2 separate regions of the Homo sapiens genome follow, and region 1 is linked to region 2. A link is an interaction called in ENCODE POLR2A ChIA-PET data of the cell type or tissue named here. Cell type or tissue: HepG2. All regions are shown on one strand. Each heading gives the region's core, and the rest is flanking DNA. Links, peaks and the distances in the headings are about the cores only.

Region 1 (2,905 bases), core at 314-2,813, 88 kb before region 2:
CAGAACTTGGTGAAGACCAGAAACCACTGAGACTCAGCAGCTGCCGCAGTGGCACCCACAAATCAAAGGAGGGGGCTGGGAAGAGCTAAGGGCTACTGGATGAGCTCTCTGCCTGCAAGACAGAAGCAGATCCAGAGATTTTGGAAAATAATGTAGGTTTCAGTACAGTGTGATCTCTTCAAAAAAGTAGAGAGAATGAAAAGGAAAGAAAAAGAGAGAGCATGAGAGAGAAAGAAGAAGAAAAGAAGAAAGGAAGAAAGGAAAGAAGGGAGGGAAGGAGGGAAGGAGGAAGGAAGGGAGGGATGGAGGGCGGGTGGGAAGGAGGGAAAGAATAAAAAGAGAGAGAAAGAGAGTTGGAGGGAAGTAGGGAAGGAAGGAAGGAAGGAAGGAAATGAACAAATTTACATGAAGATGAGAACAGTGGGGAAACTTACACCACCAATATTTTCCATTAACAGGAACACGCTAAGTAGTTATTAGAGAAAGACACGCTACTGTAAAACAATATACTGTTTCCATGGGGTACAACAACCCCTTCCTCCTCCTCTGAAACACATTCTATCTCTGGCTCACTGTTGCCAGAGACACTGAGTCTTGTCTTTGGATACGTTCTGGTGCCCACAAGAATGAGATGAGACAGTGGATCCCAGAACACCAGGCCACGAACTTCCCTGTTGCTCCTTGTCCACTCCAGAAGCTACCCAGCTGCAGTTGGGGACCTCAGCCCCTGGGTCTGATGTCATCCATTTGCCTTTCTCAATGGACTTCTCTCCTTGCACTGGCTCCTACTCCCCCAGGACCTGTGGGTGACCACATGAGAAGAACACAAACAGGCCATGCCCCTTTCTTTCTCCCCCTCTCAATGCCTGCAGTAGTGGGTTCCATGGGGTAGTGACCTGAGATTTACTCATTGTGGGGCCTCTAGCCCAGAGCAGGGCCTACTACCTCACAGTCACCCCATGAATGCTCAGTGAAAGAAGACGTCCACCACAAGGTCCTGGGGAACCAAGAATTCCACTGTGGCCCATAAATTCTAAGTCTACAGGATTCTGGAATGGGAGATGGGAAAGGCCTTCAAAAGTGGCCACTTTTAACCCATTATACTGGCAACTGAGCCATGTTTCCCCATCCTGGACACATCCAGAGGGCACTGCCTAAAACCAGACACATCTCCCCACCCAGGACAGTGTAGGAGCCTTAGCCTGGGGGATGCAGGTGGACAGGGAGGGGGTGAGCCACCAAAGCTGAAGAGCAGAAAGCAGGTGAAAGGGGACAGCAGGGTGGAAACAGAGAGAAATGGGGGCAGAGAATGGGGGGTGAGAGGGGAAGAGTGAGGAGAGGGATGCAGATCTAGCTAGTAAGGAAAAGTCCTGGAGAGAACACTGTCCTCTCCTGAAGTAAAATCACTTCTACCTGACCACGGCACTGCAGCTCATGGGCAGCACATGCTGTGGATATTTGTTCATTCATTTAACAAATATTTATTTAATATCTGTTGCATGCCAAGCAAGGCCCTGCAATGTTTAGGGACCTTGACATCTTCCCTTCACATCTGAGTCATAATACAAAGAGGACTCTCTGACCCCACTGAGCTGGCAATGCCTCGGGATTTTTACCTGTTGGATCTGGCAGCTCTTGATGTCAGCCCACACCATGTGAGGCTGCTCTTGGTGCACCCAATGGGGAAGTTTCTACATCAGGGCCTCGGAGAATCCACTGGAAGCCCTGGACAGTGGGAGTCAGCGGCATCCCCAGTGTGGAGGCCAAGAGCACACAGTGCTTAAGCTCCAGGCACCCTCAGGAGGACGGCAAGGGACAATTGGCTGGTGAGAGCCCGGGTCACCGGGAACCTTCGCCTGGGTCTAAACAGGATTTGCCTTCAGATTGCCTGTGAGATAAAAGAGAGAAATCAAGGTTAACGTTGAGATTTAGGGCTTCGGTAACTTGAAGGATGGAGCTGCCATTTACGGAGACTGGGAAGACCCAGGGAAGAGCAGATTGAAAGGTGGTGGGAACTAGAGGTGGTTGGGTTTCTGTCATATGTAATCAACAGTCCTGACCAGCCTGGGCAACATAGTAAGACCCCGTCTGGGAAAAGAAAAAAGGAAAAATAAGCTGAGCATGGTGGTGCACACTTGTAGTCTCAGCTACTTGGGAGGCTGAGGCAGGAGGATTCCTTGAGCCTTCAGTTAGCGGTTAGTGAGCTATGATGGCACCACTGTACTCCAGCCTGGGGGGAAAAAAATAAAGAGTCCTGACTAAATACTAGAGTAGCCAGGGAAGTTTTCACAAAGTAAGTAATATTTGAGGCAGATCTTAGTGAACAAGAATTCCATTATTTCTGTTAGGGAATTAAGAGAGTGTGGGTGTCGTTAGTTAATGCTTATTAAAGTAGCTTTGGAATCTCATCTACTGGTCTAGCTGGTCTATCTGTACACGTATATTGTATATGCTGTCTCTCTGAGCTTTCGCTAGGTTATGCTACGGTAACAAAAGCCCCAAAATCTTAGCAGCTACACATACGAAGGTTTATTTTTCATTGACATGTCCTTTTATGGCAGGTTGACTGTGACTCTACTCTATACAAGCTACTTTATTTGTTAGATGGTGAAAACTGTGATACTCGGAGGTTGTTGAATATGGTATTAGTATGTTCATTCATTCATTCATTTAAGAAATATTTATTCAATATCTGTTTCATGCCAGGCAAGGTCAAGTACTGAGAATACACTGGTGAATCAAAGAGACAAAATCTCTAATTGCCAGGAGCTTATATTGAAAATCAGATTAAACACATACAAAATCATCATAATAACAACAATGAATACTATATTCATAAATAATAGCTGTAAGAGATTTTAGTACATCTTTTAAATTAGAAAAATATAAAAATTATTAAAACTAA
Region 2 (2,905 bases), core at 315-2,814:
AACACACCCCCCAGCCCACGTATAAGGTGGCCGGTTAGGGCTGCCCCAGTCCCCTGCGTTCCCCATTGCAGCTGGCTGTGTTGCATCAGCCCAGGTACTTCTCTCCACTGCCACCCACTCTCTCACACTGCCCCATTTTGTGTGCTTGGTGACTCGCACACATGTCCGCAGCCACCTTAGAGCAGGCCTTGATATGTTCACCATGAATCCCCAGAGGCTACAAGCGTGTGGGGCACATAAATGGCACTCGGGGGCCAGGCGTGGTGGCTCACGCCTGTAATCCCAGCACTTTGGGAGGCCGAGGCGGGCAGATCACTTGAGGCCAGGAGTTCAAGACCAGCCTGGCCAACATGGTGAAACCCCATCTCTACTAAGAATACAAAAATTAGCCGGGCATGGTTGGCGGGCATCTGTAGTCCCAGCTACTCGGGAGGCTGAGGCGGGAGAATCACTTGAACCCAGGAGGTGGAGGTTGCAGTGAGTCAAGATCGCACCACTGTACTCCAGCCTCAGTGACAGAGTGAGACCCTGTCTCAAAAAAATAAAAAATAATAAAAATAAATGGCATTCGGGGAATAGTTTTTGGATGAATGGAAAGCAACTCATCCTGCCAGCTGGTGCTGATCAGCTCACCTTACAGAGAAGGAAACTGAGGCTGGATGAGGCTCAGTATCGGCAGCTGGAAGGCGGCAGCGCAGCAATGGAGACCAGGTCCCTAAGACTGAGACCAAAGCTCTCTTGGCTACTCAGTGTGGTCCTTGGACCAGTGTCATCAGCAGCCTCACCCAGGAGCTGGCTAGAAATGCAGAACCTCAGCCCTGCCCAGACCTCCTGAATCCGAACAGGCCTTTTAACCAGATCCCAGGTGCTGGGCAGGTGAAGGAGAGTCTGAGAAAGGCTGCTGTCTCACTCCAAGGACAAGCTGCTGGGGGTGTGTGTGGAGACTGGGACAAGCCCCAAACGGGGTCGTGCCACCCTGATTTCCCTAAAGAAGATGGCCGGGCACAGTGGCTCATGCCTGTAATCCCAGCCCTGGCCAACATGGTGAAACCCCGTCTCTAATAAAAATACAAAAAAATTAGCTGGGCGTGGTGGCATGCGCCTGTAATCCCAGCTACCTGAGAGGCTGAGGCAGGAGAATCATTTGAACCCAGGAGACAAAGGTTGCAGTGAGCCGAGATCGCGCCACTGCACTCCAGCCTGGGCGACAGAGCAAGCCTCTGTCTCACGAAAAAGAAAAAAAGAAAAAGAAAGAAAGAAAGAAAATAGGAGGTCCCGAGGTTGGTGTTGGGGGTGGCGTGGGGGATGGGCTGTGCATCCAGATGCAGACCCCAGGGCTCCCTGGGCACCCCGCCCCACCCACTTTCCACCTCTGCTCCTCCTCCTCCTCCATCTTCAGCTGCATCTTGCCCACCATCACCTGGCGCTTCCACTCGGGCTTGGGACGGCCCTGCTCATCGTGCGTGGGGATGAGCGCCTCCACGTCCAGCTGCACCCCCGGCGCAGGAGTAGTGGGCGGCACCGGAACCAAGCTTCCGTTGAGCAGCGGCTGAAACCCCGCAGCTGGCGGTGTGGGGCTCCGGACTGGTAACAGTGCAGGTGACACAGACGGCAGCGGCCAATCGGGCTGCAGGGAGAAGCGGTGGGGCTGAGCGCCTGGTGGCCTAGGGCCAGGGAAGCCGGGTCGCAGGCTCCTGCTGGGCCCGCCTACCTGGAAGGCCGGCTGCCTGCTGCCTGAGAACACTGTGGTCAGCCCCTTGCTCTGTGGCGTCGGCTTCAGGCTCTTGCCTGCCTTAATCTCAGCCAGTAGCTCCGAGTTGTCGCCCATCGGGAACATCACGTTGAAAGACTTGGTGCCTATGCAGAGGCAGGAGATGAGGCACTGGCCAGGGTGGGGCTGCATCCCTGCCACCCCTCACCCGCCCCTCTGCAGCCCCCTTCCCAACTCCAGATTGGATGGGTGCCCATCCTCGGGGCCAGCGGGCAGCTCTCCAGATCCCAGGTCCTGCAGGCAGCTTTCAGGGCCCCCAGAGGCAGGCCCTTGGTTCCCCGACTGTGGCAACCCCACCATCCTCCCCCACCCTACTCACGGGATGGAGGGCCCCTGCCTGGAGACCCCTGGGAGTTCATGGTGGCTCTTGGGCATATATTCCTGCCCAGCCACTGACTGCCCAGCCCCAAAACACTACCTGGAATCAGCCACCGGACCTTTGTCCCAGGTTTCCTGGCTCAGCCCGGCTGGGTGGAGCCTCCCTCTGGCCCTCTCCCTACATCAGCAAAGCCTCAGTGACCCTTGAGCTGAGTCAATTGGGGCCTCCATGGACATGCAGAGTCCAGACCCCAGAGTGCCAGTACCACCTGCTCCCCTCCCTCGCCACCACACCCACAGACAGACGCACAAGCAGACACATTGGTTGCAAGCCGGGAGCACATTTATGGCAAAGCACGGCTCAGCTCTAGGGGAAAGCAGAGCCCTTACTAAGGCCACAGGAGGCACCCAGGAAGAAGGGCAGCAGGTAATATGCAAACACCCAGGGCAGAGGGTGCATTTTCTGGCTTAGCCGGAGGAGGCGAATGGAGATTTGGAGAGATAGGTCTCTTGAGTCCCGATGAAGGGGTCAGGTCTGGGAGGGAGGAATAAAATGGGCCGACAGCTCTTGGATTCCCAGGCTGGGGATCCCAGAGTGCAGTCACCGGGAGGAGAAGAGTAGGAGAAAGGGAAAATCGGTGTGGCTTACTCATTTATTTAGGCAAAACCATCAGCCAGGCGCAGAATGCTTGGGTGCATATGTGGGTATGAGGGTAGGTATGAGGTGCAAGGCCCCACCCATGCATCGAGGTTCTCTCGCCTGCCAGCCCCTGCCCCTGCCCTTTCCTCAAGGCTGGGCCCCTCCTCCCGTGCTTT

Evidence for each region. Peaks named below come from ENCODE experiments on the same cell type or tissue, not always from the same donor. Only the 100,000 strongest peaks of a DNase experiment are listed, where the experiment ranks them.
Region 1: POLR2A ChIA-PET joins it to region 2 with 6 read pairs; 6 of 35 experiments call an interaction of 5 or more read pairs at or near these places.

What each region holds. Positions count from the first base shown.
Region 1 is chr1:16,606,892-16,609,796 of GRCh38, forward strand. NBPF1 (NBPF member 1) reads right to left here. Exons shown (of 18, transcript NM_001405701.2): 2 at 1,617-1,888. Among named protein-coding and RNA genes, the nearest start is that of NBPF1, 5.2 kb to the right of the region's middle. RefSeq lists enhancers at 379-880, 881-1,380. In HepG2, for the core only: no CTCF peak of the experiment used is centred there; a DNase peak (open chromatin) is centred at 1,550.
Region 2 is chr1:16,695,068-16,697,972 of GRCh38, forward strand. It overlaps the pseudogene ESPNP. Among named protein-coding and RNA genes, the nearest start is that of TRG-CCC4-1, 18 kb to the left of the region's middle. RefSeq lists an enhancer at 1-538. In HepG2, for the core only: no CTCF peak of the experiment used is centred there; a DNase peak (open chromatin) is centred at 1,594; H3K4me3 peaks cover 281 bases.